3 separate regions of the Homo sapiens genome follow, and all the other regions are linked to region 3. A link is an interaction called in ENCODE POLR2A ChIA-PET data of the cell type or tissue named here. Cell type or tissue: Panc1. All regions are shown on one strand. Each heading gives the region's core, and the rest is flanking DNA. Links, peaks and the distances in the headings are about the cores only. Region 1 overlaps FCGBP (Fc gamma binding protein). Region 2 overlaps FCGBP (Fc gamma binding protein). Region 3 holds the start of ZNF780B (zinc finger protein 780B).

Region 1 (11,119 bases), core at 1,594-9,593, 180 kb before region 3:
CACAGCCTTCACGGCAGGCCGACTCACAGCCCTCGGGTGCTGAGAGGCTCGGGCAGCTCACAGGGCAGGAGTCACCGCAGAGCTCATAGTGGCTGTGGGCAGGGCACTGCAAGGCTGTGGGGACAAGGTGGGCATGAGCCAGGTAGGTGTTCGAGTCGGGGTCTTGGGAGGCCCTGAGTGGGAAAACTGCTCAGGCCAACTTGAGTGTCTCTGTGTATGCACATGTGATCCAGGACATCTAACTGGGGGACTCAGTGTGGGACCTGGAATGGGAGGGGACATGCCCTGGTCTCTCTGACCAGGTTATGTGTTAGCCTGACCAAATATTTCTGAAGATCAAATGACTCTGCTTGCCTGATTTTTATTTATTTATTTATTTATTTATTTTTTATTTTTTTGAGACAGGGTCTCACTCTATCTCACCCAGGCTGGAGTGCAGAGGCGCGCTTACTGCAGCCTCCACCTCCTGGGCTCAAGCGATCATCCTGCCTCAGCCCCCCGAGTATCTGGGACTACAGGTATGAGCCACCACATCTGGCTAATTTATTAGTAGTTTTCTGTAGAGATGGGGTCTCACTATGTAAGCCAGGCTTACCTGGGTGAAATGGATCACTTATATCTATTCGGGGTATGCAAGATCAGAACTGACTATGGGTACCTCAGCGTGTGAATGTGACTGGGGTGTGGGGCCACATGTATCTCAGGGTATGGCTCTGCCTGAGGGCACCCAGCTGTGGGTGTCTGACATGCAGCATCTCCCAGAGTCCTTCTGACATGGTCTGCCTAAGGGTGTGCCTGGGTGAAGTTGGCAGGATACCTGTGACCAGGAGACCTGCCTGAAGGGAACCGCCTAGGACTATCTAACCATGCATCTGTGTGGATCTGCCCAGGGCTATGTAAGAGTCCTGATTCTATCTGAGTGTATCTAACCAGTTAGTCTCAGTACAAAATCTGAGCAGATACCACTGAAGGTATGTGACTTATTCTATGTGACTAGGTGTATTTCAGTGTGTGCAACAGACCAAGGGCCTCTGACCAGCTGTAACTCACTAGGTCTTCCTAACCAGGGGTACCTTGCTGTGTGACTGAGGCAGAGTCAGCCATCCCAATCTACATGCCTTGGATATCTGAGAGCATGGATCACCAATCCTCAACAGTGTCCTGGACCCCAGGTTTCTGACTAGGTGTTTCTTTTCTTTCTTTCTTTTTTTTTTTTTGAGATGGTGTCTCACTCTGTTGCCCAGGCTGGAATGCAGTGTCACATCATGGCTCACTGCAACCTCTGCCTCCTGGGTTCAAGTGCCTCAGCCTCCTGATTAGCTGGGATTACAGGTGCCCACCACCACGCCCAGATAAATCTTGTATTTTTAGTAGGGACAGGGATTTCACCATGTTGGCCGGGCTAGTCTCAACTTCCTGACCTCAGGTGATCCACCTGCCTCGGCCTCCCAAAGTGCTGGGATTACAGGCGTGAGCCACCACGCCCACACTCTGACTAGGTGTTTCTAACTCTCTCTCACTGCAGTACCTTTCTTGGGGCATTTCAGTGTGTGAGTGCCAAGGTGTTTGGTGACAGGAGATACCAAGCTCAGAGGAAGGAAAGTGGCCCCTGAGCCCCATGGAGGAGGAAGGGGCTGCTGTCCTACAGTCCTGGGAAGGGCAGGGAGAGACCCAACCATGTGGACCATGCATGGAGCAGTACTCACGACAGAAGTCCGGCCGCCTCCACTCGCCGAGCTGGGCCCCAGCGGCCTGACAGGCTGCCACGTAGGTAGCCACTGCAGGACAGAGGCCTCCAGGATGGCCCTGAACTTGGCAGGCGTCCAGCAAGCAGCCCTGGAAGTACTGCGCGGGCGGCACAAGGCCGTGGCAGGGTGCCAGCGGGCCGTCGGTGGCGGAGATCACGCCGCAGGCGTCCGGGCCGCCGAAGGACTCCTGCTGCTCTGGGGTGCACGGCGACGGGCATGGCTTGGACACACATTCCCCGCAGCCCTGGGCCCCGCCCACCTGCCATCCAGCGGGCTTCCCGCCCACAGCCTTGAGGTCGTCTGCGGGGTCCTGGTTGTAGTTCCCGCATAAGCCACAGAGAGAGGCCGCGTACGCCGCCGGCACGCGCAGGCGCACGAAGCTGTCCCCATCGAAAGCCAGCGAGAGCCCTGAGGTTGTGGTCACCACCACGTCGGCGCCGCTCAGGTGTGCGTGCAGGAGCGAGTCCAGCTGGAAAGGCAGAGCCACGAACACGCCGTCGACCTGCGGGCGGGGGATGGCGGCGGGGGGATGGGGCGCGGTGAGTGGAGAGAACACGGGTTTGAATCCTGGCCCCACCACCTACTAGCTGTGGGACCCAGAGCATGTCACCTCCCCTCTGAAAATAATAATGAGCATCTATAGGCCGGGCCTGGTGGCAAAGCCTGCAATCCCAGTACTTTGGAAGGACGAGATGGGAGGATCACTTGAGGTCAGAAGTTCAGACCCGCCTGGGCAACATAGTGAGACCCCCATCTCTACAAAAAAAATGAAAAATTAGCCAGCATGGTGGCCTGCGCCTTTAGTCCCAGCCACTTGGGAGGCGGAGGCCAAGGCGGGAGGATGGATTGAGCCCAGCAGTTCCAGGCTACAGTGAGCCCTAATCCTGTCACTGCACTCCAGCCTGGGCAACAGAGTCAGGCTAAGAAAAGAAAGAAAGAAAGAAAAACAGAAAAGAAAAAACAAAGAGCCTCTATAGGCTCATGTCACTGACTCCTCATCCTTCTCAAAAACAGGTACTTTCTTAGACCAGTTTACAGAGGAATACACTAGGCTCAGAGAGGAAGAAGCCGCTGTGCCAAGCCACCAGGCTCCTAGGCGTACACTCTGACCCTTCCATCATGCCCCAGCTAAGCTGTGAAAGGGGCCCAGGGGAATGGTGAAGCCCTTACCATCTCAGGCAACCCCAGAGCTGGCACTTGCTCCTGTCTGGCCCACAGCCCTCCTCACCTGTAGCTTCCGGGGCCAGCGGGCACTCAGTGTCAGGCTGTGGTTGTAGATTTGCAGGGTGACACTGCGGGTGTAGCTGACAGCCTGGCTGCCCCGGTGCTCATTGGCTACAGTGACAGTGAAGTTCTCAGCCCCCAAGGGTGGTCCGTGGCAGGGTGCACTCAGCAGGTACTCGCAGGTGCCTTGGAAATCGAATCGGTGCCCATCCAGAGTGACGTAATGGGGGTCACCCCACGCCTGGCACTCAGCTGTGCTGACGGGCTGGCAGCCGTGCTGGCCGGATGGCAGGAGGCCACACACTTCACCCAGCCCACAGCTGGCAGGTGTGCAGACCAGCGAGCCACCCCCAGGCCCGCAGCGACACCACTGGGAGCAGGTGCCATCAGCCCAAAACTCACTGCCCGCCTCGTGGTAGGTGCCATTGGCCCAGCAGCCGCAGCCGTTGTTGAGGGGAACACAGCGGTCAGCACTTAACACGAAACCCGCGTCGCACTGGCAGCCCTCCACACAGGGGCCCTCACATACGGCTGGCGTCGTAAGGGGTGCAGGGGACGGACAGCTGGCTGGGCAGGGTGGGCCACAGACCTCATAGTGGCTGTTTTCTGGGCAGGTGATCTCTGTGGGCAGACGAAGGAGCAGGAAGGAGAGAAATAGAGAGAAGGGTGTCAGGGGTGGGGTCCCAGGACAGGGTGGGAGGAGACAGAGATACTAGGGAGCAGACAGAAAAAGGGAGAGACAGAAAACAAGACACAGAGAGGACACAGAGAAAGAAATGGGAGAGGGCGAGACACCAGGAGACCCAAGCAGAAACTGAGGGAGCTAGAGAATGAGAAACAGACAGATAGACACAAGCAAAGCGAGGCCCAGAGATGAGCACCAAGAGACAGAGAGACAAACAGAGAAAAAAGAAAACAAAGAGACCCAGAAGGACCAGAGTGAAACCAAACCAGCCCCGAAGAGACGGGACCCCGCCCCCCGCCCCACCTCTGCTCCCCCAACACTCACCACAGCCAACCTGTGCCCGCCAGTCTTCGATGACAACCCCAGCGGCCTGGCAGGCGGCCACGTAGGAAGCCAGAGCCTTGCAAAGAATGTCACGGTCCCCACCACCCATGCAGACGTCCAGAACACAGCCCTTGAAGAAGCTCTCAGGTGGCACATGAGCATGGCAGGTGGTGAAGGGGCCCCCTGTGCCAGATGAAAGGGGTCCGCAGAAGCCAGGGCCCTCGTACTGCTCCAACCGGTCCTCAGGGCACGTTGGGCAGGACCCCCGACATTCGTCCCAACACAGTGGGTCCCAGCCTGGGGCTCGCCAGCTGCCGCCCCAGATGGGTATGGAGGGAGCCAGTGTGCCATTAGGGAAGACCTGGTCATTGTTGGGGTTGCGGTCCATGTTACCGCAGAGCCCGCACACTGCGCCATGATAGCTGCTGGGGAGCGTCACGTCTACCCGCCAGTTCCAGTCATAGCTGACTTGCAGTCCAAAGTCAGCCACCAGCAGTGCCTTCGATGCACCCTGGGCCACTGAAATCCGCCCGTCGGCCACGGAGACAGGCAAGGCTGTGAGCACACCGTTCACCTGGGGGAAGGAGGGAAGGCAAACGGGTCACTGGAGGTTTTACGGCCCCAGCTCTGGCCCTCTGCCTCCCTCTCTCTCATCCCACCGGGGGCTGGGAGAGGCCAGGGCCTTCCCCCGAGAGTTGGATTGTCATCTGACACACTGTGGACAGTTGTTCTAGCCCAGGTCTTGGGGAACGAAACCTCACTTTACTTTTTCTAGATCTTCTCCCTTCATCTCTATCTCCCTCTTCTGTCTCTCTGTCTCTCTGTCTTTCTGTGTCTCTCTCCCTCTGTCTTCACCTAAGTCTATATCACTTGGTCTTCTCTCTCTCTCTTTCTGTCTCTCTGTCTATCTCTCCCTCCTCTTCCCTTCCTCCCTCCTACCCTCATTCTCTGTGTGTCTCTTCCACTCACTCACCATCATTTATCCAGTGCCTACTCTGTTCCATCCCTCATTTTCTCTCTGTGAGCTACCATTAAGCTCTATCTCCATTTCCCTGGGCAGAAAGGATAGCCCATCTGTCTCCTCTGATCTCCCTACATATCTCCCTATATTTCTTTCTTTCTTTCTTTTTTTTTTTTTTTTTTTTTGAGACAGATCCTCACTCTGTCACCCAGGCTGCAGTACAGTGTCGAAATCTTGGCTCTTGTAACCTCCACCTCCCAGGTTCAAGTGATTCTCCTGCCTCAGTTTCCAGAGTAGCTGGGATTACAGTAGCACCACCACACCCAGCTAATTTTTGTATTTTTAGTAGAGATGGGGGTTTCACCATATCGGCGAGGCTGGTCTCGAACTACTAACCTCAGGTGATCCACCCGCCTCGGCCTCCCAGAGTGCTGGGATTACAGGCGTGAGCCACCGCACCTAGCCCGATCTCCCTGTATTTCTCTCTGTGTCCTGGTCTCTGGGTCTCTCACTTGTTCCCTCACAAACACTCAAACGACTGTTCACCTGGACTAGACTCTGAGCTCAGCATGTGACATGCACGGCCTTGCTGTGGGGGAGGCCCTGATACGATGCCCACTTCACAGATGAGGAAACTGAGGCCTACCAAGTGAACTGCCCAGCATCACATAGCTCATAAGGAGGAGAGGCTGGATTGAAACCCAGGTCTATAAAAAAGGCAAATGCTGAGGTCCTATGTTAAAGCCCTTTGCCAGGGGCTAGGCTCATTTAATTCCCAGTAACAGGGTGACATTTTTGCTGCAATTATTCTTTTTGTTGACAGTTTGTTTCAGGCCCAGGTGAAGACAAAGAGCCTTGAGCTGCTAACTGTGGTCGTCAGGATCCCTCCTGCCCTCCCGGGGACCTCAGGGGACCATCCTGCCACACATACCCGGACTTTGCCGATCTCGTCCTTGTGGATGGAGATGTTGGTGCCGAGGGCAGCCACGGTGACGACTCTCACGTAGGACACAGCAGGGTTGCCCCGGTTCTGGTTCTTGGTGGTGACGGTGAAGGGTGTCAGGCCCTGGGTGCTGACCCCCGGGCAGCCAGTTGTTGCCAGCACATAGTTACAGGTGCCCTGGAAGTCAAACTTCCGGCCATCGAAGGAGTGGTAGTGTGGGTCGCCCCACAGCCAGCACGTGGCCTCATAGTTGGGCAGGCACACGCCCTGGCCACCCTGCTCCTTGCATGTCTCCTGTGGCCGGCATGTCACGCCGTGGCACGGGTCTGGGGACAGAAGAGGGAGGAGGACCTTGAGGGGCTGCCCATTGTAAAGCATGGCCGCTCCCTCCATATCTACCCAGTCTGTGCCAGGGATCTGAGGGTTACTGCAGGCAAGACCACATTCCAGAGTCCTCATGTCTAGGACCCACTTCCTATAGTTTGCTTTTATATTTTCTTTTGTTTTGTTGTTTTTTTGAGATGGAGTCTTTCTCTGTCACCCAGGCTGGAGAGCAATGGTACAATCTCGGCTCACTGCAACCTCTGCCTCCTGGGCTCCAGTGATTCTCCTGACTCAGCCTCCTGAGTGGCTGGGATTATAGGTGCCCACCAGCATGCTTGGCTGATTTTTGTATTTTTAGTAGAGACAGGGTTTCACCATGTTGGCCAGGCTGGTCTCGGGCTCCTGACATCAAGTGATCAGCCAACCTTGGCCTCCCAGAGTGTTGGGATTACAGGCATGAGCCATCATGCCCAGCCTGCTATTTTCAAGACCAGCCCCTGGGAGTCGCACACAGCTGACACTGAGGCCCCATGGGGGACTGTGTCTAAGTCTCGGCTGTCAAAGGTCCCATACCGGAGACCTGGGCCCCAGAGGTCTGTACAGCCAAGACCCAGTACCTAGAGTTCCCCTACCTCTGAGACTGAGGCCCTGCCATTTGCTGTGTGAGACTGAGATCCTGGAGTCCACGCACCTAAGACCAAGGCAAAGACCAAGGCTCTGGGTCTGTGTTTAAGGTGCACTTTCCATGGTGCCCTTGCTTGAGATTTCACCCTGTTCTTGTATTTTAAGTTTTATAGGAACCTCACCGTCTTCACTTACATAGGCTACGGCTGCTTTCACACCACAGTGGCAGAGTGAGTAGTTGTGATCCAGAAGGTATAGCCTGCAAGCTTAAACACTTACCATCTAGCCCTTTAGAGAAAAGGTGCACTTGACCCCAGTTGAGATCTGTGCCCCAGGGGTCCTTGTGTCTGCGATGCCAGCCCTGAGAGCATCCATGTCTGAGATCCCAGCCCCAGGGTTCTCTGTGTTCAAGACCTGGGCCCCAGGCCAGGTGTGGTGGCTCAGGCCTGTAATCCCAGCACTTTAAGAGGCTGAGGTGGGAGGATAGCTTGAGCCCTGGAGTTTGAGACTAGCCTGGGCAACATAGTAAGACCCCATTTCTACAGAAAGATTAATAAATTAGCCAGGCGTGGTGGTGTGTGCCTGTAGTCCCCCACTACTCGGGAGGCTGAGGCGGGAGGATTGTTTGAGCCCAGGAAATCGAGGCTGCAGTAAGCTACACTACACTCTAGCCTGGGCCACAGAGTGAGACCTTAGCTCAAAAAAAAAAAAAAGATCTAGGTCTCAGGGTCCCCCATGCCTGAGACCTCAGCCCCCTGGACATCTCCACATTTGATAGAAATTGGTCTCCAATTTCTCTAGGTCCTGGAGGCCTCTATGCCCAAGACTAGGGCCCTGGGGTGATCTTCTGGCAAGAGCCCAGTGCCAGGGTCTCAGCAGGATTTGAAATGTTTGAGACCCTAACTAGCTAAGTCTCATGGGCTGGGCTCCCTCAGTGCAAGACTCCATCCCTGAGGGTTGCTGTATTCAAGACAGTAGCCTTCATCGTGTCTCACTGCTGAGGCCCTGTCCTGGGGGGTTTCTGTGTCCGAGACCCTGTTCGTACAGTTACTACATCTGTGACCCCAGCTTGCGGAACCCCTGTGTGGGAGAGGCCAGCCTTCAAACGTCTCCTTCCTCCTGTGTCCATTATCAATGTACCGCCTCTCAGCTTCAAATACACCCACGGAGTTAAGCTTTGTCAACAGAGGGCGCCGGAGAGTCACTGCAGGAGGGAGGGTCTCCGGGTCTGGCTTCTAGCCAGTTTGGTCCTTTCAGCTCTGGCCAGGGTGCGGGGCCACATTCAGCGAGTGCCACTGGCCGCAGCTGGCTTCCCAGTGAGGGGTTCCCTTCTTGCCAAGTCCAGCCTGCAGAAACCTCTGTGCCACCCAGTGGGCTACAGCTGCAGTGAGACTGGACTCAGCCTTGGGGCTGATTCTCCCCTCCTTGAAGAGGAGGGACCAATTTCTCCCTTCCATGAGGCTTTTAACTTAGCCCTAGAGTGGCGGCTACTTCCTGTGTGTGCTTTGGTGGTATTCTTTAGTGCTCTCTTTACCGTTTCTTATTTCTGTTTATTTGTTTGTTTGTAAAGAGACAAGGTCTTGCTGTCTTGCCCACGCTAGAGAGCAGTGGTGCAATCATATAGCTCACTGCAGCCTCGAAATCCTGGGGTCAACTGATCCTCCTACCTCAGCATCCTAAATAGCTGGGACCACAGGCACGCATCACCACACCTGGCTAATTTTCAATTTTTTGTGGAGACAGGGGTCTCGCTATGTTGCCCAGGCTGGTCTCGAACTCCTGGCCTCAAGTGATCCTCCCAAAGTTCTGGGTGTGTGAGCCACGGCACCAGACCCTCTTTACCCTTAATAGTTAATCTCCTATTAATAAGTAAGTGATTCTTTAATTAAACTTTCCTCATTCAAATGGCCATACGCTTTCTGTCTCTCGACTAGATGCTGAGTGATATACCCCCCATTCCTGGGAGTCCCCATTATCCTGCTCATCAGCCCTGAGAGTCTTAGCCCCCACTCCTTGGTGCTGGAGCTCCCATTCTCTTATCCTTAGGGGGAGGAGAGTTCTCTGCTCTTCACCCTAAGAAATGAGCCCTGGGGGTGGCTGTGTCCCAGATTTAGTCTGGGGGATTCCCACATCAGAGACTATACCCCTAGAAATCCTGATCTTCCAGTTAAGAGGGGTCCCCATATCCAATGTCCTGCCTTGGTGAGGTCTCCGTGCGTGAGACTCAGAACTCTGCTCTCTGTCCCTGCCCCTGGGATCCCAATCTCTCCCCTGCCCTTTGGTGCTAGTGTCTGAACCCCAAGCCCGATCCCACACATCAGTGTTCCGCTCATGATGGAACCCTAGGCTGCTGCTCTTGTATTCTAAAGTCTTATAGGAACCTGACCTCTTCACTTACATAGTCTACGGCTGCTTTCATGCCACAGTGGCAGAGTGAGTAGCTGGAACGAGAACCTACAGCCTGCGAGCTTAAACATTTACCATGTAGCACATTAGAGCAAAGGCGCGCCTGTCCCTGCCTTATACCGAGGGTCTCTGACATCCACCCTGAGAAAACTATCTCTGAGGGTCCCCACAGCCTGGATTTTCCCTAAGGGTCCCTACCTCCCAAAGTAGGTGGCCCTGGCCCTGTGAAACCTGGTCTAGGGTTCCCCAGGTCTGCAACCTCAATCATTAGTCCTGTACACCTCCCGCCATGGACACCCCAGTTACACTACCCTCAGCCCCAGAGTCCCCATCCTCCATCCCTAGTCCCATCAGCCCCAGTCCCAGCCCAGCCCAGCCCAGCACCTTTGGTGACGCAGCTCAGGATGCCTCCGGAGGGCTGGCACACCTGCCCCGGCTTGCAGCTGTGTTCCTGGCACACCACGACTTTACCCACATGGCACGTGCACTGCTGCCGACAGTTGTCAATGAGGACTGTCTGCTCCGGCTGTGGGGAGAGAGGGAACGGCCATCAGGGACACCACGGGTGGGAGCCGACTCTCACATCTCTGGCGTTCTGGCACAGAGGGGTTTGGCAGACATCACAGACAAGGGACATCTCTCAGCAGGATGGCCCCTTGTCTGTGAAGCTGAGGCACAGCATGGCTTTGGGGCCATCATTCATTGGTTCATTCACTTTTCTTCATTTACTCATTCATTCCAAAATATCCACTCAACGTCTGCTGTAGGAGAAATGGTGTGACACAGTAACTAAGGGCAGATCGCCTGGGCTTGAAGCCCGTTTCTGCTGTTTCCAAAGTGTGTGACTCTGGGCAGTTACTTCACCTCTTTATGGCTCAGTTTCATGATCTGCAGATTGCAGATGATAGTAGCGCCTGCCTTTGGAAATATAACTGAGTTATATTCAGATAATAACCAAGTTATATTCAGATAATAACCAAGTTATATTCAGACATGTAAAATTTAGATAAAATGAAAAGGGTAGGCCGGGCGCGGTGGCACATGCTTGTAATCCCAGCACTTTGGGAAGCCGAGGCGGGTGGATCACGAGGTCAGAAGATTGAGACCATCCTGGCTAACACGGTGAAACCCCGTCTCTACTAAAAATACAAAAAATTAGTCGGGCGTGGTGGCGGGCGCCTATAGTCCCAGCTACTCGGGAGGCTGAGGCAGGAGAATGGTGTGAACTCGGGAGGCGGAGCTTGCAGTGAGGCAAAACTGCGCCACTGCACTCCAGCCTGAGTGACAGAGCGAGACCCCATCTCAAGGAAAAACAAAAACAAAAACAGAAAAGGGTTTCCTTTAAAACATTCAGATAGGAGAGATACGTGGGGTAGACATCAAACAAGATCGGGAGAATATGGCTTATTTTTGAAGCTAAGTGATGGGTAAGTACATGGACAGTCATTCCACTATTCTCTTAATTTTTGCATGTTTGAACGTTTTCAGAATAAAAAGTTTTTAGATATGTAATGCATATATAAAAATATGCACACATAGCACTTAAAACGGTACCAGATACATAGTAAGCACTATCTACACATTTTCTGTTATTATTAATATTATTTATGTGAGGAGAACAACAGAGAGAGGGTTCCACCCCTAGGAGAGCTCACAGTCCCCAAGGGAGATGGACATTAGACAAACACATGCTCCAGTCAAAGAAAAAGGACCTACGGGGACAGAGTGGGAGAGGGAAGTAGAGGGTGTTAGCAGCTGGTATAACACATGGAAATCTTGTCTTTGTGGTCAGAAAGGCTCCCTTCGTCCAGACCTGGAAGGCAAAGCCACAACTTGACCTGGGGAGTCAGGGGAGGGTTTAAAGCTTCAGAGCCCGTGGT
Region 2 (9,700 bases), core at 425-8,424, 190 kb before region 3:
TGCAGACTAAACACCCACCCTGACTGCCCTCATCCCATGAGGATCCAGGTGCCTTTGCCCCAAGAAGCCTGGTTTCCATACTACATCCCTCACCATGGGGAGAAGTCCTGCGCTCTCCATTTCTCCATCGCTGGCTTCTCCTGGGAGTCATGCCAATCATTGGTCTGGTCCCCGTCAAAGTTTCCACAGGCCCCACACAGTTTCCCAGCATGGTCATTGCTGACAATCACAGCCACCTTCCCATTGGCTCCAAGCCACACCTGGACCCCTGCCTTCTGGCGGACTAGCAGGGAGCCATCAGGTGTACGACTCACGGACACAGATGCTAACTTCTCAGCTGGGAGATCCACTCGGAGACCATTCACCTGGTGGGGGATGCCCAGCAAACACAGAGGTGAGGCCACAGCCCCAGAATAGCTGGGTGTTACCAGGATGGAGGATGGAGACCCCAAACAAGATAAGTTCATGGAGCTAAATCAAAGAGGCAGGTGCTGAAAGAGATGAAGACCTGGATGTTTGCACTATTTGGAGCAATGGATACATGAGAAGATAGCTAGAGATCTGGATAGACGGATAAAAGGATGGAGAGTGGAGGGATGGAGAGACGTACCCATGGATCTACACAACACCCCAAAGTCGGTGGGGGAAGCATTTTGTACCAGACAGATAAGCAAACAGACAGACAAACAATCAAACCCCAGGGTCATCCTTATGGTTCTAGTTTTCTTTTTCTTTTCTTTTTTTTTTTTTTAAGATAGGGTTTTGCTTTGTCATCCCAGCTGGAGTGCAGTGGTGCAATCACAGCTCACTGCAGCCCTGACCTCCTAGACTCAATCAATCCTCCCACCTCAGCCTTCTGAGTAGCTGAGACTACAGGACTACAGATGTGTGCCACCACACCAGGCTAATTTTTGTATTTTTTTCTAAAGATAGGGTCTCACTGTGTTGTCTAGGCTGGTCTTGAACTCCTGGATTCAGGTGATCTGCCTCCCTCAGCCTGGTTCTAGTTTGCAAAATAAAACAAACTTTGAGCACATCCTGTAAGTTATTGGTTCCCTAACCAAAACAACGTTATCCTTTATTTTTGCAATGCTGATGTCTGAAGATAAGTAATGACTTTAGCAAATATAATAATCATGTGAGAAAATTACTTTTTCTTCATCATAGGCTGCAGATCCAGTAACTTTGTGAGTTTTTCCTTTACATAACTGTTGTCTATGTTAGTTGGTGAATTAACCCTTCTAAAGTTAGATTCCCTAGAGAAACTTCCTTAAAAGACTTGTCTTTTTTTTTTTTTTTTTTGTAAATCCTTCTTTTGTTTGTTTGTTTTTTGTTGTTGTTGTTGTTGTTTTGTTTTTTGGTTTTGGTTTTAGTTTTTTTTTTGAGATAGAGTCTTGCTCTGTCGCCCAGGCTGGAGTGCAATAGCGCGATCTCAGTTCACTGCAACCTCCGCCTCCCGGGTCCAAGTGATTCTCCTGCCTTAGCTGGGACTACAGGCATGTGCCACCATGCTCGGCTAATTTTTGTATTTTTAGTAGTGACAGGGTTTTGCCGTGTTGGCCAGGCTGGTCTCTAACTCCTGACTTCAAGTGATCTGCCCGCCTCGGCCTCCCAAAGCGCTGGGATTACAGGCATGAGCCACCATGCCCAGCCCTCTAAATGCTTTTGTATCTGAGTTTTCCTCTGCCAGATGATTGGAGAGATAGGTAGATAGATCTGAAAAGACAGATGGGTGGGTGGGTGGGTGGGTGGATGGATGGAGGGATGGATGGGTGGATGGGTGGATTGGTGGGTGGATGGATGGATGGACAGATGGGTGGGTGGATGGAAGAAAGAAGGAAGGGAAAAAGACTAGAAGGAAGGAAATAGGAAAAAGAGAAGGGGGTAGAATAGATGCTGGAAGGAAGGAGGGGAAAAGGGAGGATGGGTGTAGTGAAGGACAGATGAAGACTAGTGGATGGAAAGTCTCAGTAGGGTGCAAGCTTTCCAAGTATAACGACTGAGTCCGAGTCATCTCTGTTACCCAGCACATGGCCTGGCACAAAAGGAGCAGGGCTGAGTTTATTCACAAAACCAGCCTTTTACTGAGTACCCTCTAGGTGCCATGCCCTGATCTGGGTACTGGGAACAAACTGGTGACCAAGATGGACAGGATCCCTGCCTACCTGCGGCTTATAGTCCAGTGATGAACAAAGATGCTGAGCATCTTCTGGGAGTTTCCTTCTAGGAGTCTGGAATTTTGGTAGGTGGATACCAAAACCCCAGGCACTGAGACTCTATGAATTTCCCTGGCAGATGACATTTCATGTTTCATCACAACTTTGTTGCTGGAGGAATTAAGCACATCCTGTGTGACTCTACCGAGAAAGGACTCTCGGAAGCTTGCACATGATTTCCCCTGGACTTTGTGCGATGCACCTTTTCCCTGTGTCAATTTCACTTCGTATCTTTTCCCTATGATACATCTTAGCCCTAAGTACAACTATATGCTGAGTCCTGTGAGTCCTAGTGAATCACTGAACCAGGTTATGGGAAACCCTGACACATTATGTGACCCCCCACCCCCAGCCTTGACCAATCACGGAACTTCCTCCCTAAAGTCACAGTGATTGGCTCCAGGGGTGGGCATGTGACCCAAACTGGCTCAGTGAGATATAATCCTGGGTCTTTTATTGAACCATTTTCTGTTAAGGTAGATAAGCTGGTGGGGTGTAGGCCTGGGCAGCTGGGCGGGGGTCGTCTTTACACCTGTAAGTGGAAAGCCTGTTTGAGAACAAAGCTGATTTGGCAAATAGCAAGTCTCAAAGACGGAAGTACAAATTTCTGATAATATTGCCAGGGCACCTAGATCCAGCCATTCCTGAGGCTCTATCCTGGGATTTTCTAGCTACATGGACTAATAAATTCAATTTTGCTTAAGGCAGTTTGAATTTGGTTTTAAGTCACTTGCAACCCATAGAGTCTCGATTCATACTAATGTCAAAACTATTAAGTTGCTTGAGTATGTTTTTGCTCCTCTAGAACTCAGCCAGAACAGAGGGACCAAGTTTGAAATATTGAGATAAATACAAATCCAGAGACTAAACCGCAGAGACCTGGATAAAGAAAACAGATCGCAAGACAGAAAGGAAGCCAGGAATGTGGGGACACTGTAATCAGAAGAGCAAAAGCCCAGGGAGACATTCCCTACCCCCTACTCACAAACTTACCCACACACCCTTGTTTGGAGTCAACGTCACCATCCCATCCTGGAAGAAGATGTGGACCTGGCCCACAGCCTCCGTTTTGCCATGGCAGATCTGGACTTCGGCAACTACACGGTACCAGGGGATGGTATTCTGTAGTCCTGGGCAGCGGGAAGAGAGCTCATAGACACCAGGAGAGGTGGTGGCACCACGGGCCCCATCAAAGGTGGTGAGGTTGGCACCCACAGACAGGACACAGAGACCACGGGTGGCCCAGCAGTTCCGGGCTTCAGCCTTGACCTCACATACACGGCCTGGTGGGCAGCCAGCTGCCTGGCATGTCAGGCCAGAGCTTGAGGAACAGGAACAGCGCTCGCTGCAGTCTGAGGTCAGCAGGGAGGAGTTTACCTGTGCACAGAAAGGGGCCAGGTTATGGTGGTGGGATGGATCGCAAAAATGGCCACACTGCTTGAACCCTCTGTATCCATGCAGAGTGACTTTACAGACTCCCATTAAGAAATAGAGTTTATTTCCCCCTCCCTATGAATCTGGGTTGGCCGTAAGACTATATTTAGGTCAATGAAACACAGAAGAAGCAATGTTGTAACAGGTTTAAGCCTAGACCTCAAGAGACCTCACAGCTTCTCTTTCCTTCTCTCTCTCTCACATACACAGAATCCTGCCCAGCCACCATGAGAACAAGCCTGGGCTAGCTCCCTAGAAGATGAGTGACCCCATGGAACATAGATAACTCTTCCAGCTCAGGCCACCCTAGACCAGGCAGCCTTCAGCTGACCCACCAGCTGACTACAGATATTATACATGAGTAAGCCCAGAGGATAGCAGAAGAACCACCCAGCCAAGTCCAGCCTAAACTGCAGTCACAAAATTGCAAACTAAATGAATAATTGTTTTAAGCCACAACGTTTTGGAGTGATCTGTAACCCAGCAAAAGCTAACTGATACAGGTAAGAAATGAAGAAATGTAATTAACAAAATAAATGCCATCTCTACAATGATGATTTCCACATCTCTAGGCCAGACCTCTCCCATGAAGGCCAGACTCACAAATCCAAGACTTCGGGCATAGGCAGAGGGGTCAGGGCAGAGATGGGGAAGCATAGGGAGCTGAGGGGTTCAGAGGAGGCACCTAACCCAGCCTAGGGGATCAAGGATGGCTTCCAGTAGGCAGTGAGACCTCAAGGAAAGAGCAAAATTTGGCTCCATTTGCAAGCAATGCAAGTTAGTGCTGCATGTTAATGGCTAGCCTCGGGCTGACTTCTCTATGTCACAATTTCTTCATCTGTAAAATGGGGAAAATAGTCATAGTATCTATTGCATAGGATTGTTGTGATTATTAAATGAATTAACATCCAGAACATGGCCGGGAGAGGTGGCTCATCCCTGTAATCCCAGCACTTTAGGAGGCCAAGGCAGGAGGATTGCTTGAGCCCAGGAGTTTGAGACCAGCCTGGACAACATAGCGAGATCCCATTTCTACATAAAAATTAAATAGTCAGCCAGGGATGGCAGTGTGAGCCTGTGGTCCCAGCTACTCAGGAAGCTGAGACAGAAAGATCGCTTGAGCCCAGGAGTTTGAGGCTGTAGTAAGCCGTGATCATGCCACCGCACTCCTGCCTGAAAGACAGAGTGCAATCCTATCTCAATAAATAAATAAATAAATAATAACACCCATAACAAACATGGTGCATAGTAAGAGCTCAAAAAAATTATTAACAAGAATAAATCAATTCTTCAATTTAATTCATATTATTAAACAATTATTAGCTGGGCTACCTATTTGCACTGTTGTAAACTGCTATTTCTTTTTTTTTCTTTTTGACATGGAGTCTCGGTCTGTTGCTCATGCTACAGTGCTGTGGCACAATCTCGGCTCGCTGCAACTTCCACTTCCCGGGTTCACGGGATTCTCCTTCCTCAGCCTCCCGAGTAGCTAGGACTACAGGTGTCCACCACCACACCCAGCTAATTTTTGTATTTTTAGTAGAGACGGGGTTTCACCATATTGGCCAGGCTGGTCTCGAACTCCTGACCTTTTGATCCGCCCGCCTTGGCCTCCTAAAGTGCTGGGATTACAGGTGTGAGCCACTGCGCCCCGCTGTAAACTGCTCTTTCTTTTTACTGAGTGTGATGAACATGCAGGGCAAGGCCCAGTGCTCAGTGGGTATCTTTCCTGTATAATCGGGCCTGATCCTCAGATACCTATGGTACAAAGATGGTGATTAGTCCCATTTTACAGGTGAAGAAAATGCAGTTCAAGGAGGGGCCAAATGATGCCCCCGCCCCAAGATATCAGGTCCTAATCCCTGTAATGAGTAAATGTCACCTTATATGGGAAAAGTGTGTTTGCAGATGTGATTGAATTAAGGATCTGAAGATGGAAAATTTCTCCTGGATTATCTGAGTGAGCCTTAGATGCAATCACGTGTATCCTTATAAGAGAGAAGCAGAGGGAGGTGTTATGACACACTCAGAAGAGGAGGCAGAGGTTGGTGTGATGTGGCCACAACCAAGGAAAACCTGCAGCAACCAGCAACTGGAAGAGGCAACAAACAGATTTTCCCCTAGATTTCTTTTTTCTTTTCTTTTCTTTTCTTTTTTTTTTTTTTTTGACATGGAGTCTCGGTCTGTCACCCAGGCTGGAGTGTAGTGGCGCAATCTCGGCTCACTGCCACCTCCGCCTCCTGGGTTCAAGTGATTCTCCTGCCTCAGCCTCCTGAGTAGCTGGGATTACATGCACGCACCACCATGCCCGGCTAATTTTTGTATTTTTAGTAGAGACAGGGTTTCACCATGTTGGTCAGGCTGGTCTTGAACTTCTGACCTCGTGATCCGCCCGCCTCAGTCTCCCAAAGTGCTGGGATTACAGGTGTGAGCCACCGTGCCTGGCTCTTTTCCTTTTTTCTTTAGAGGTAAGGTCTTGCTCTGTCACCCAGGCTGGAGTGCGGCAGCGTGATCATAGCTCACTGCAGCCTCCAACTCCTGGGGTCACGCCATTGTCCCACCTCAGCCTCTTGAGTAGCTGGGACTATAGGTGTGCACCACCATGCCCAGCTAATTAAAAAAACAATTGTATGTTGCCCAAGCTGGTTTTGAATTCCTGGGCTCAAGTGATCCTCCCGCCTTGGCCTCCCAAAGGGCTGGGACTGCAAGTATGAGCCACTGGGCATGGCCTCCCCTAGATTTCTCTGGAGGGAGTGCCACCTTGCCAACACCTTGATGTCAGCCCAGTATTCCTGATTTCTGACTTTTGGCCTTCAGAACTGTGGGAGAATGAATTTCTCCTGTTTAAGCTACCATGTCTGCGGTAATTGGTTACAGAAGCTGCAGGAGACTAATAGGGGGAGGTTGCCTGCATCAAGTCACATAGCTGGGATATGGCGGTACCTCCTCTGTCCCCAGCCTTGAAGAGGTCAGCACAGAATCTCTGGGTCTCTCTCAAGCTCTTCTACCCTCTCTGCCCACCCCAAGCCCCTACTCACCGGCAAGTATCGGCCATTATGGGTGCAGCCACAATCTTGGACAGGGATGCAGACACCCTGGGAAAGCAGGAAGCGGTCGTCGCACTCACAGCCCTCAAAACAGCGGGTGGTGCAGCCCGTGAGGCCGGAGAGAGCCGCACAGGATCCCTGGCAGGTGCGAGTGCAGATGGAGTAGTGGCTGTGGGCGGGGCAATGGAGCGCTGCAGAGAGAGGAGGCAGGGCTGAGTCACACCTCCAAAGGGTCCTGGATAACCAAGGGGGCCTACTGCACACCCAGCCCTGTTTTAGGCGGTGCTGAGGACACAAATACTGAGAAAAGTCTCAACCCCAGTCCTACAGAGCTCACTTCCAGTGGGACAGACAGGAAGAGCCCAAAGTGAACATGCTGCATCAGGGAGTGTAGACAGAGAGGTCAGGGTCAGGGTGGGGAGGCACAGGCAGAGGGGTCAGGGCAGGCATGAGGGGGCAAAGGCAGAGGGGTCAGGGCCAGGGTAGGGGGCTACAGACAGAAGGGTCAGGGCTGGGATGGGGAGGGCACAGACAGAGGGTTGAGGGCCAGGGTAGGGGGCACAGGCAGAGGGGTCAGGACCAGGGTCGGGGGCACAGGCAAAGAGGTCGGGGCCAGAGTGGGGGCACACAGGCAGAGGGGTCAGCGCCAGGATGGGGAGGGCACAAACAGAGGGTTGAGGGCTGGGGTTGGGGGCACAAGCAAAGGGGTCAGGGCTGGGGTGGGGGGGCAAAGGCAGAGGGGTCAGGGCCGGGATGGGGAGGGTACACACAGAGGGTTGAGGGCCGGGGTAGGGGGCACAGGCAGAGGGGTCAGGGCTGGGTAGGGGGCACAGGCAGAGGGGTCAGGGCCAGGGTGTGGGGGGCACAGGCAAAGGGGTCAGGGCTGGGATAGGGGGGCACAGGCAGAGGGGTCAGAGTTGGGACAGGGGCTATATGGACCCAAGGGAATTATCTGTGGTAAGTCCCTGGTCTCTGGCTAAGCAATTGGTGGAGGTGTGGCTGTTCTGCAATGCCCACCAGGTTTGGGGAAGGAGCATCAGGCTGGGGGTGAAATGCTGATTTTATTTGGGAACACAGCAGGTAAGAGGGACGGTAAGGACACCCAGGGGAAGGTGTCTTGGACACCCTAACAATTACCACAGACTTTGTAGCTTAAACAGGGGAAATTCATTCTCCCACAGTTCTGAAGGCCAGAAGTCAGAAATCAGGATCACTGGGCTGACAGTCAGGAGAGAGTTCAGGGCTTGAGACAGACAGACCAGGTCCATGGTCAACAATGAGAACAAATCTAAGGCCGCGGGTGTGGATGACCGCCCTGGGTATAGGTCCTGCCCAGGGGAGACCTGGCTCTGACCTGGAGCCGAAGGGGCCATTGCTTTTTCCTGAGAGTCTCTGGTGATGTCCCTCCCATGGGGAATTGAATGAGAGGTACAGTCCTAGTTTAGCGGGGTGTTTAATAGCCTGCAGCCTTGTCTTGGGGGGATCTGAGGGGATATGGTCTTGTCGGGGGTAGAAGGAGGGTCTGTGTGAGCCACAGATCTCCCAACCCATCCAACTCTCCCTTTCAGGTCACTGCAGAAAGAGTCCAGAATAGAACACTAGGGAAGAAGAGAATTTGAGGTTTGAGCAGAGTGGGCCCAGACAGGAGGCTGAGAAGGAACAGTCAGAGGGATAGCAGGGAAGCCAGTGGACTATGCCGTGGGAGAAGAAGTTGTGTGGGTGTGGGGTGGGAGGGGGTGGGGAGGGAGCGCTTTTACAGGGAGAAACCACTCCGACATGCAAATAGAAGGAATGGGCCAGGAGGGGCCCCTACACCTGGTCTAGAGTCCTGCGAGGGACCCACGGACACTCACGGCAGAAGCTGTCTGTCCTCCAGGGCTTCACGGCCACGCCAGCTGCCTGACAGGCCGCCGTGTAGGCTGCCAGGCTGCGGCACAGGAAGGCTTTGTCACCCTTTTGCGCGCACAGGTCGTATACGCATTGGCGGAAGTACTCAGAGGGACTCAGCACCGCCTGGCAGGTCGCGAAGGGGCCCTGGGGGTTCCGGAGCTGCCCGCAGGCCTCGTTGCTCTCATAGGGTGCAGTCTCCTCTGCCAAGCACACTGGGCAGCCTTGGGGCCCGCAGCCCTCGCCACAGCCCTTGGAGGAGCCGGGCGCCCGCCATGCAGCCCCGAAGGTCTCCACACTGGACGCTGCTGAGCCATTGGGCAGGACAAAGTCGTCACTCCAGTTGCCATTGAAGTTCCCACAGAGGCCACAGAGCCGTCCACGGAAGGGGCTGGGGATGGACATGAGGAGGTGGGCATCGCCATCAAAGAGAAGCCGCAGCCCCTTGGTCGTCTGCAGAACCATGTTTCGGCCCTCGGCGGTCACCCGCACGCGGCCCACAGCCACAGGCAGGGCCACAGCCTCGCCGTCCACGGTGACCTGGGTGGAAGGGTCGGGTAGGTCAGGAACTCACAGAACCACAGGCAAGGCTGTCCTGTCCCACTCCCAGGCCAGAGCTGCATCTCCCTCAGTCCCATTAACGTCAGGTCATGTTTCCCTTAAACTTCTTGGGCCCCAGGCCTGGCGTGGTGACTCACACCTATAATCCCAGCACTTTGGGAGGCCCAGACAGGTGGATCACTTGAGCCCAGGAGTTCGAGACCAGCCTGGCCGTGACAGCAAGACCTCATCTCTACCAAAAATAAAAAATTAGCTAGGCATGGGGGGCTGAGGTGGGAGGATTGCTTGAGCCCAGCAGGTTGAGCCTGCAGTGAGCTGTGATCACGCCAATATACTCCAGCCTGGGTGACAGAACAAGACCCTGTCACAAAACAACACAAAAATCTCCCACGGTGGGACCATTCACCAAACCTTCCAGGGTAGGTACCAGAGTTCCCATGTTAGAGGAATGTCCCTCTCATACCTACAGGGTGGGGTCGTGTCTCCCTCAGAACCCCCTAGATGGGGCTGTGTTGCCTTCAGACCCCCAGGGCAGGCTCACATGGACTCACCTGC
Region 3 (11,119 bases), core at 1,650-9,649:
TTCCTATTTCTCAACTACTCCTGCTCACACGCACACTTCCACCCTTCTCCCGTCACTCCCTTTTTCCCTACACACACTCTCACAAATAAACTGGCAGTGAACAGGTGGAGTGTGGATGAAACCAAGCTCTCGCCTACATCCCAGGGAACCTGCGGCGGAAGCATGAATGCCGAGCACAGGCATTTCTGCCTTGAAGTTGTGGCTTCCAGCCAGTCCTCCACTCTTGGGATACCAATCTTGGCCTAGGACTGGGCCTCTGATCCTGCTGTAAGCAATCCTCCTCCCCTAGTCCACCTTTCAGAGCTGAGAAGGGCTTGCATCATCCAATCCAGAACCTCTTTGTGAACTCAGGATTGGGTGCAGTGGGGCAAGGCATGAGAACTGGAAAGGATATAGACAGAATTGCATGGGCAGTGTTCAGCATTCTGAGTTCACCAAAAGCCAGCTGGGGTAAGTACAGTTCAGAATAGCCATGTAATAGAATACAAAGTAATCATTAATTGTTCCAGACATATGATTAACAGAAAAATCAGGTTACAAAGCAGGATAAACAATACGATTACATTTGTAAAATATATGTATATAGAAATATTAAGCAAAAGACTAATAGACATCAATACAAAAATTTAGACAGGTATATGCATGCTAACAGTGCTTATCTCTGTATTGTAGCCCCAATTTTCTTCTTTTTGCTAAAGAGTATGTCATAATTGTGACTATGCCCAGGCATTTAACTTAGAATATATAATTATATTCACACACACACACACACACACATATATACACACATATACACATGTGTATGTATCTATATATGTACATATTTAAATGTACATACACATTTTTTTTCTTGCGAGGAAATTGTTCTCCAAATTAGATGAAAGACATCTTTTATTTAGACATTTTCCTTTCAACGTGGGGACAAAAAAAGGAAACTCTACTGAGCTCTTGTTTTTATGTAATAAATTTGTTTCCATTATTTCCCAATTCTTGACCAACACTAAGATGTCTATGTTTTTCTATGTATGTTAGTACAATTTCTAAAAAAAATTGTCTACAAGTCTTCAACTAATTTCTTGTATGCATTAATGATGGTCATATTTCTACATCCGAATTCAAAAATAAAAATAAAACAGAGTTAACAGAGAGTGAGTACTTTTAATCATAAAAAACAAAAAACTGTGCCTGTCATGAGGATCAAAAAGATTAATGTGACTATAACAAATAACATCAGCTAGTTCTGACATCCTTTAGCTGTATCTCACCAATATAATTAGACATTTTCATTATCAAGACTCTTCTCTGAATGAACACAATGCAGATAAGTGGCATCTGGAAACTACATGAGAAAATCTGTGGAATGTACATCACCATGCTTGGTTCCCTTCTTCACCAAATAACTCATTAAAATATCATTTTGGATACAATTCCTACAGAATGCCTTACAAAAACCCTATCTTAGTATATGGGATTCATATACATGTAACATTTTCTTGAGTATCATTGTTCATAGCATGAATACTGCTTAATGGTATATCAAATATTTTTCTTTTCATAATTCTTTATAGACATCATTTTATTAGCTGCATAATACTTTATCACTTGAGTCTAGTATAATTTGCTTAGTGATTTCCATATTACAGGACACTTGATTTATATAAGATCATTTACAGTGTCATTCCAGGTATCACAATCTTTTGATTCTAGACTAAGGTTTTTCACCCTAGGCACTAATGACATATTGTGCTGTATAATCCTTTGTTGGGGCTATAGGGAGGGTTATCCTGTGCACGGTACAATGTTCAGCAGTATCCCTGACCTCTATCCACTAGATCTAAGTAGCACCTCCCCCATGGTGTGACAACCAAAAGTTTTTAAACATCACCCCCGCTGAGAATCAATGTTCTATCTAGATCAATGGATCCAAACCTCATGGGTCACATACAGTTTTGATAGTCTTATGAAATGATATACTATTTCTCCCTCTAAAACCCACATTGATAAATTTCCATAGTACTTCAATACATTATTTCAAGAGCTTTGTGGTCCCCAAGACCATACGTGGAGTTACAAGAACTCAGATTAAGAATTTCAGTCCTACATTCTTGACAAAAATAGAAAAAAAAAAATCCTAAAATGTGCATAGAACCACAAAAGACCCAAATAGCCAAAGCAGTCTGGAGCAAAAAGAACAAAGTTGGAGGCATCAAACTACCTGACTTCAATATATACTACAAAGCTATAGTAACCAAAACAGCATGATACTGACATAAAAACAGACACCTAGACAAACGGAACAGAATAGAGAGCCCCAGAATAAATCCATATGTTTACAACCAACTGATTTTTGAGACAGGTGCCAAGAACATACAATAAGGAAAAGACAGTCTCTTCAATACATACTGTTGTGAAAACTGGGGAGTCATACACAGAAGAATGAAATTAGACCCTTTTCTCAAACCATTATACAAAAATCAACTCTAAATGGATTAAAGATTTAAATGTAAGATCCCAAACTATGAAACAAATAGAAAAAAACGTACGGGGAAAGCTTCATGACATTGATCTGGGCAATAATTTTTTTTTCTAGAAATGACTTCAAAAGCACAGGCAATAAAAGCAAACATAGACAAATGAAATTACATCAAGCTAAAAAAGCTTCTGCACAGCAAAGTGAAGAGACTACCTACAGAATGAGAGAAAATATTTGCAGTCATGTATCTAATAAGGGGTTAATATCCAAAACGTGTGAGGAACTCAACAGCAAGAAAACAACCCAATTAAAAAATGGGCAAAGGACCTGATAAACACATCTCAAAAGACGACATATAAATGGCTACAGTATATGAAAAAATACTCAACATTACTAATCATCAGGGAAATGAAAATTAAACCTACAATAAGATATCACCTCATATGTGTTGGGGTGGCTATTGAAAAGACATAAGTTAACAAATGTTGGTGAGAATGTAGAGAAATGTGAACCATTGCACACTGTTGGTGAGAATGTAAAGTGACACAGACATTATGGAAAACAGCATGGAGGTTCCTCAAAAAATTAGAAATAGAACCACCATATGATCCAGCAATCTACTACTGGATATTTATCCAAAGGAAATGAAATCTGTATACCAAAGAGACACCTGCACACCCATGTTTATTGCAGCACTATTCACAATAGCCAAGATATGGAATCAATCTAACTGTCTATCAATGAATGGATAAAGAAAATGTGGTATATATGCAGGTATATATACACAATGGAAAACTAGCCATAAAAAAAGGGAAATGCTGTCATTCGCAACAACATGGATGAACCTGGAGAAATTCATATTAAGTAAGCCAAGCACAGAAAGGCAGATGATCTCACTCATCAGTGGAATCTGAAAAATGTTCATATAGGCCAGGTGCGGTGGCTCACACTTGTAATCCCAGCACTTTCGAAAGCGGAGGCGAAGGCCGAGGCAGGCGGATCACCTAAGGTCCAGAGTTCGAGACCACCCTGGCCAACATGGCAAAACCCTGTCTCTACTAAAAATACAAAAATAAGCTGGGTGTGGTGGCATGCACCTGTAGTCCCAGCTACTCGGAAGGCTGGGGCAGGAGAATTACTTGAACCCGGGAGGCAGAGGTTGCAGTGAACCGAGATCACGCCACTGCACTCCAGCCTGGGCAACAGAGTAAGACACTCTCTCTCAAAAAAAGAAAACACTTGATATCATAGAATTAGAGAAGAGAATGGTGTTTACAGGTCGGGGGTAATGTGGGTGAGGGAGGGAAGATGGTGTTGGCTGGGGAAATGTTGGTCAAAGGATATAAAATTTCAGGAAGATAAGAGAAATAAGCTCAAGAAATCTATTACACAACAACGTATCTACTATTAATAACTACTATTAATAACTATTCTGTAGTGCTAAGAGAGTGGATATTAAGTGTTCTCACCACAAAAATGATAACTATGTGAGGTAATGCATTGCTAATTAGCTAGATTTAGTCATTCCACAATGTACATATACTATAAAACATCATGTTGCACACGATAAATACATACAATTTTATCTGTCAATTTAAAAAGAACTTCTGTCCTAGATCATTTGAGCAACTCACTCATTTTCTTACTATGCAAGCAGCAATCACAATGAATCACATATTCCCAATGCTCCTGTCCTATAGAAAGTCAAGGGAAATGACCTAAAATGACCACACGAAAACAAAAGCTAAAACATTAAACATTTATTATTATATGCCTAGCACTGCTCTAAGAGGTTTTAGAGTATTAATTCATTCTAATGTTCATTACAAGCCTGAGAAGACCAGAAACGGACAGAACAAACATTCCAACCCAGATACTCTGGATCCACTCCCCTATTCTTAACCGCAACAGCGTACTGCCTCTCACAGTTCACACAAATAGCCCAAAATGCAACCGGAACTGCCGAATCTCACAGAGATCTGGCAAGTATTACAATTATCATCTCATGGACTCTCCCGAAAAATCCTGACTCTGGTTGATACCAATTTCTGTGCAATCACTTTCCGATTCCTGAAAGCCTCACAGACGAATGGAAATCACCCAACCATCTCCATTCTTCCCTACTTGGAAAAGGAGGCCTGTAAAGAGTCAGAAACCTGGCGTGTGATTCCACAAACTAATCTTCTTTTCAAAGCAGAGTCTAAAATAAAGCTTTAATATAAACCTCTGGAGGACTATTTTTATACCAGCTTAGAAGAAGAGAGCGTACAGGAAGGTGTGAACGATTTGCCAAATGGCTCTGTGAATATTAAATGGCAAGGTGGGGAGCGGGCGGGGTGGGGAACGGCTCGCTGGGAGGCGGCACAATGGGAGGGGGCAAGAATCAATTTGCATATTCTCCTGAAATTCACTAAAAATTTACAGGAACCTCTATATTCTAAAATCAAAAACGCATTTCTTGAACAAATACAAAGCACAAACTCACCCTTGACTTAAGTGTGCAACAATAACGCTCTCATCCTCCTCTCGGTCCTTCTTTTGGATAATAATACGACTGGAGAAGGATACGGCAAGCGTGAGACTCCAGGCTTTTCTTGGAGCGCAGACTAAGTTTGAAAGCACCCTCCATGGCCACAACTTCCCTCACTTCGTACGAAATGAGAAGGAAATAAAAGGAGGAGGAATCGGTCTGAGTTCGAAGCTGGTTCCTGGGGACAGATCTCTGAGGGACGCTGGGTTCTCAACATGTAGCTGCCCTCCTGGGGGACCCTCAAGAGGCACTTCCAGCTCTCATATTCCCACCCCGAGTCCAGATCTGCGCCTTCTTGTGCAAAGCTTCATTCTCGGTTCAATATCTAACCTCCCTACTGGGGACATTTTCATTCCTCTGCTGCAGCCTCTGCAGCTTTGAAGGGGAAAGACGGAGGAAGCAGCAGGAGCCTAGTACCACCGGCACAGTGACACTCACACAGCCCCAGCAAAACGCACTGCGTCCACACGCCGTCCCGGTCCTGTGCACAGGGCCTCACGCACACACTCACACAGTCCCCTCCGTCACTCAAGATCGCGCAATCCCCATCCTTTGATGCCCGCGCACACGCACGCCTAAGGATCTGGCAGATTCCGTCTGCGCCCCGGGTTCCTCCTCTGAGCGCCTCGCTCTCGCCCACCCGCACTGCCGGGTCGGTCAGGTTCGAGTCCCAGTCCACGAAGACCTCCCGCAGCCACCGATTTCTTCCTAGGACGTGAAGACCTTACCCAGCTAGGTCGTCAACCCCAGGAGACAGGAAGTGGAACCGCTAATTCCGGTGCGGTGGCCTCTGGGAAATACAGTCCTGAGCAGAAAGAACCTCAGAAGTCTTGGTCTATGGTCTGTTCAGGTTGATCCCAGCATACATTGGGGGCTCCTAAGGGACCCGAGCCTAATGGATTTGTGGGAGTTCCAGACCGTGGGGTGCAGAGGTTGCGGCCACGGGCGAGAATCCCCATCTGAGAGGAGCGTTGCTGTTTTCGGTGCGTCAGGGTAAATTACCTTTTCTCTCTATGCAAAAGAATGCAAATGAGCAGAACTTTTAAAGAAGAATTTAAAGTAAAATTACGTCAAAATGTAGCTGCTTTGACCTCTTCGTCTCAGATCCGAGCATAGGCTTCCCCTTTGTGCTATTTGAAGGGACTTAGGATAAATTTGAAAAGCCTGAACTAAAGAAATGGTTGGAGAGACTCCGTCTCAAAAAAAAAAAAAAAAAGAAAGAAAGAAAGAAAAGGAATCGTTGGTTTTATACTAGAAGAGGAAGTGTGGTTTACATGAGAGATTTCAGAATCAAATATACTTGATTCTTCAAGACAATCTTCCTGTTATCTGGAGAGAAAAACGTGATTCAGGACGGCATGGAAACAGATAAAAGTACACAGAGAATTACTTGCCTTATCTTGAAGGATGAATAATTAACACATTTTCTTAAAACAGTCTAAATAAATGCCAAAGGGGGTTTGTTTTTCGTAGGAAAAGCTTGATTTCACTGTTGTAATCTAGCAACATTGAACTTTCAAAATGATTTTTGTAGTTTCCTATGCTATATAAAGCGGAAACGTGGAATAATGAAGAGCAAAATGTCTTTTCATTCCCGACTGTGACAGAAAACAGATAGCAAGATAACAAACTTAATTGGATCAATGATCACATTAAGTGTAACTGGTCTAACACCTTAACTTAAGAAGGTTGTCAGGTTGGATTTTTTTTTTAAAAGTCAGACCCAAATACGTGCTACCTACAGGTAATACTTAAAATATAAAAGCACTAATAGGTTAAAAGTAAAAGGATGGAAAAATATATAAAATCCTAACACTAGTCAAAAGAAAGCTGGAGTGGCTATATTAAAAACAAAGTGACTTCACCAAAAAGACTATATCAGGGATAAAGAAAGTTACATCATCATAATGATGAAGGATACAGTTCATCCAGTGGAAAGAACAAACCTAAATTATGCTCTTAATACAGCTTCTAAGTATGTGAGTAAAAACCTGTTAGATCAATAAAGTAACAGACAAATCCACAATTATAATCAGATATTTCAACATATCTCTCTTGGTAATTGATAGAACTAATGCAGAAAAGCAACAGGGTATAGATTATCTAAACAACATATCAACCTGCTTGATCTCATTTACACTTCTGGAACACTCTTCTCAAAGACAGTAAAATTCATCTTAGGTGGACAGGAGACACTTTCCAGCGTATACCATATTCTGGGCCATAAAGCAAGTCTCCATAAATGAGTAAATGGACTCAAGTCATACAAAGAATGTTTTTGACAAAAATGGAATTAAATTAGAAATCAATAACAGCTCACTATATATTGTCCAAAGTAGTAAAAATTTGAAAATGTATGAATACTATGATAATTGAAATTATATAATGTTTGAAAATTTCCTTTATGAGTCATAATTTTCTGTTATATCCTAAAGGGTAAACAATAACATATTTGCATTAAAACAAAATAATGTTTTTGTAGTAAGGAAAAAATTTTAAGCTATCTATATTGACTATGCATTAAAGAGCAGAATAATTATTTTTGGTATATATTCCAATGCTTTAATCAATTTCTTAGCCAGTATCACCATATTTTTAAGGATTTTTTTTGACACAGTCTATTATTTTTAAATTTTGATAAAATTGTATGTAATCCTCAATGCTGGACTTTATGGTTAATAAACTTGAAATTATAGCTACCTTCAAATGGCGCTTCTCTGAACACCATACCTTTTAAATTGAGATATATACTCTGCATATACTAAGGTAATCAGAAGTCTTAGAATATAGCCAATGAAATGGAAAATATCCTCATGAGTATTGTGAATATGGAATATTAGATTGCAAATATTTTAGCAGTTGATGTATTTTGCCTTCACAGTACATTTCTACTTTTTTTTTTGCCACTTAGTCTAGGAAGGGTACATTTATTTAAAAATTATTCCTAAAGCCAAACAAATTGGCTCAATTTATGATACCTTTGAATGTTAAGCCAAATTTAGGTGTTACGGAAACATAAACCTTCTCAATTGCATTCCATTCTAACACAAATTGTAAATGTATCCAGTTAGAAATGGGAGCACCATCAAAAGACTACTGCCATAGCTGAAGAAAGTCCTATGCAAAATTGAAGAATTTCAAAATTAAATCCTGTATATAATACGTTAGTTCATGACTTTATTTATTCAGTTTCTTCCTTAATTTGTAGGACTAAATCCCATTGTCTTCATGTTGGCAAGTTCTGATAACTGAAATTCTGTTGAATTTCTATACTGAATAGGAGTAAGGATAGATGATATCACTGTTTTGTGCCAAATCAACAGAATCTTAAACAACCAAAGGGTTAAAGAACAAATAAAAAGAGAATTTAGAAAACATTTTAGATAAATACAAATTTACTAAAGTTCATGAGATGCTTACTGCTCAGGGAAAAATTTATAGCTCTACATGCCTATAAAAAGGAGGAAAGATGTCAAATCAATGACCTAACTGTATACACTTAGGAATTAGAATATGAAAAATAGAAAAAAAAAAAAAGCAAAACCAGGAGAAGAAAGGAAATAATAAAGATAAAAGTGAGGTTAGATTAAATAGAAAATAGAAAAATAATAGAGAAAACTTACAAAATTAAAAGCTGGTTCTTTGAAAAGATCAAAAAAAGTGGCAAAACTGTAGCAGGACTGAACAAGAAAAAAGAGAAAACATCAAAATTACTAAAGTCAGAGCTGAAAGTGGAGACATTACTAAACTTACAAAAATGAAAATGATGATAGAAGAAAATTATAAACAATTGTATGTCAACAAAATAACCTAAATGGAAAGGAAAAAGTCCTAGAAACACACAAACTATCACTGACTCAAGAAAAAATAGAAAATCTTAACAGGAGTGATGTCAGCAAGATAGAAGAATGGGACTTTCCAGCACTTAGCTCTCACAGAAACATCAATTTAAACGTATATCTATGCATGAACAAACTTTCACAGGAGCTAAAGAATCCAAGTAGCTCACTCAGAGGGGATGGGAATGAAGCAGCTAGTAGACAACTGTCTCTGAGACAGCAAAAATGTTGGATTTAGCAAAGATCTGAAAGCAGCTATTTTAATTATGTTCAAAGAACTAAAACAAGCCATATGTAAAGAATTTAAAGAAGAGTATGACAATAATACCCTGCCAGAGACTATCGACAGAGAGATGGAAATTATTACTGCAATGAAAGAACCAAGTAGAAATTCTAGAGTTGAAAAGCACAATAACTGAAATGAAAAATTCACTAGAAGAACTCATAGCAGATTTAACCTGAAAAAAGAATTAGTGAACTTGAAAATAGGTCAAGTCAATAAAATTATGCAGTCTGAAGAACAGAAAGAAAAACAGAAGGAATAAAAATGAAGAAAGCATCAGAGGCATGTAGTACACCATCAAGCAAACCAACATACATATAAGAGGAGGGTCAGAAGGAAAGAAAAAGAAAAAATGCTTGAAAAATAATGGCCAAACTCTCTGTGAAGTTGATCACACACATGCACACACACCTACATTTACAAGAATGTGAACACACTCCAAGTGGGATAAACCCAGATATTAATACTTAATCAACATGTCTCAAGGAGAGCTACCCCAGAGTCAAATTGTCAGAAGCCAAGAACAAAGGGAAATCTTGAAAACAGCAAGGGAAACATTATTCATCATATAAACGAGATTCTCAACAGGACTACTGGCTGACTTCTCATCAGAAACAACAGAGAACAAAAGGCAGTGGGATGAGATTCAAAGTACTAAAACAAACAAAAACAAAAAACAAAACAAAACAAAACAAAAACAAATAAAACCCTACCAGTCAACCAAGAATTCTATATCCAGAATATTCTCTCTCAAAATATAGATAAAATAAAGAGAATTGCAGATAAGGACTGAAAGCCTTTGTTGCTAGCAGACTTTCCTAATAAGAAATATTAAAGTTCTTTAGAATGAAGGTGATGGTCACTGGAATCCACACAAAGAAATAATGAGCACTGATTAAAGTCATTACATAGGTAAATAAAAGATAATATACACTTTTACTTTTTTATTTTAACTGATTAAAGATAACTGCATAAAACCATAATTATACAATTGTATTATTTTGTTCATAATGTATAAAGTTGTAATTTGTGTCACATTCATATTACTATGATAGCACAAAGGAAGGGAGCTATATTGGAGTAAACTTTCTGTATACTATTGATATTATTTTATTTATTTTGATTTTTAAAATTTTATTTCTAATTTTTTGTAGAGACAGGGTCTCACTATATTGCCCAGGCTGGTCGTGAACTCCTGGGCTCAGGCAATCCTTCCACCTCAGCCTCCCAGAGTGCTGGGATTACAGGTGTGAGCCACCATGCCTGACGACTACTGTTATTATTTTAGCAATAATCTCAATTAGATTTTTTTAAGCTAAGATATACATTAGTTCTTTTTAAAAGCTGAAAACAGACGGAAAACAAAAGGATGGAAAAAGATACAAATAGATACCATACAAATGGTGATCAGAAGAGAATAGGAATGGTTATACTACCATCAGACAAAACAGGCTTTCAAAATGTTACTAAAGAAAAAGAGATTTATTTAATGATAAAAGGGCAAGTTAATTAGAAAAATATAACTACAATGAACGTATATGCTCCTAAAAACAGGAGACTACATACATGAAAGGAAAACTGACAAAACTGAAGAGAGAAAATGACAGCTCAACAATAGAAGGTGGAGATTTTAACACTCTATTCTCAATACATACAACAACTAGACAGAAAATCTGCAAGGATATAGAAGACTTAAACAACACTACAAACTAGTTTGTCTTAACTGATGGTTGGTTGAACACTCAACCAACAATAAAATACATACTCAACATGCAACATTTTCTAAACTAAACAATATACTAGACTTATATATGGCAAATCATAATATTTTTTATAAGTAAGTCATGCTAAGTATATTCTCTGACCACAGTGAAAATAAAATTAGAAATCAAACACTGAGGAAATTTGGGAAATGTAAAAATATTTTGAAATTATTCAACACATTGTTAAATACCCCATGGATCAAAGAATAAATTATAAGAGAAATTAGGATG

The links. ChIA-PET counts read pairs that join two places held together with the same protein. Peaks named below come from ENCODE experiments on the same cell type or tissue, not always from the same donor. Only the 100,000 strongest peaks of a DNase experiment are listed, where the experiment ranks them.
Region 1: POLR2A ChIA-PET joins it to region 3 with 11 read pairs; 2 of 35 experiments call an interaction of 5 or more read pairs at or near these places.
Region 2: POLR2A ChIA-PET joins it to region 3 with 12 read pairs; 2 of 35 experiments call an interaction of 5 or more read pairs at or near these places.

The regions. Positions count from the first base shown.
Region 1 is chr19:39,873,682-39,884,800 of GRCh38, forward strand. It overlaps FCGBP (Fc gamma binding protein), which reads right to left. Exons shown (of 36, transcript NM_003890.3): 26 at 9,624-9,765; 27 at 5,874-6,211; 28 at 3,982-4,555; 29 at 2,977-3,593; 30 at 1,707-2,250; 31 at 1-114. Among named protein-coding and RNA genes, the nearest start is that of FBL, 33 kb to the left of the region's middle. In Panc1, for the core only: no CTCF peak of the experiment used is centred there; no DNase peak of the experiment used is centred there.
Region 2 is chr19:39,863,528-39,873,227 of GRCh38, forward strand. It overlaps FCGBP (Fc gamma binding protein), which reads right to left. Exons shown (of 36, transcript NM_003890.3): 31 at 9,697-9,700; 32 at 8,551-9,124; 33 at 6,689-6,888; 34 at 3,210-3,593; 35 at 94-365. Among named protein-coding and RNA genes, the nearest start is that of FBL, 22 kb to the left of the region's middle. RefSeq lists an enhancer at 2,902-4,101. In Panc1, for the core only: no CTCF peak of the experiment used is centred there; no DNase peak of the experiment used is centred there; H3K27me3 peaks cover 1,176 bases.
Region 3 is chr19:40,050,458-40,061,576 of GRCh38, forward strand. ZNF780B (zinc finger protein 780B) reads right to left here and starts at 5,774. Exons shown (of 5, transcript NM_001005851.3): 1 at 5,732-5,774. RefSeq lists an enhancer at 5,634-5,763. In Panc1, for the core only: no CTCF peak of the experiment used is centred there; a DNase peak (open chromatin) is centred at 5,774; H3K4me3 peaks cover 2,509 bases; H3K27ac peaks cover 2,606 bases.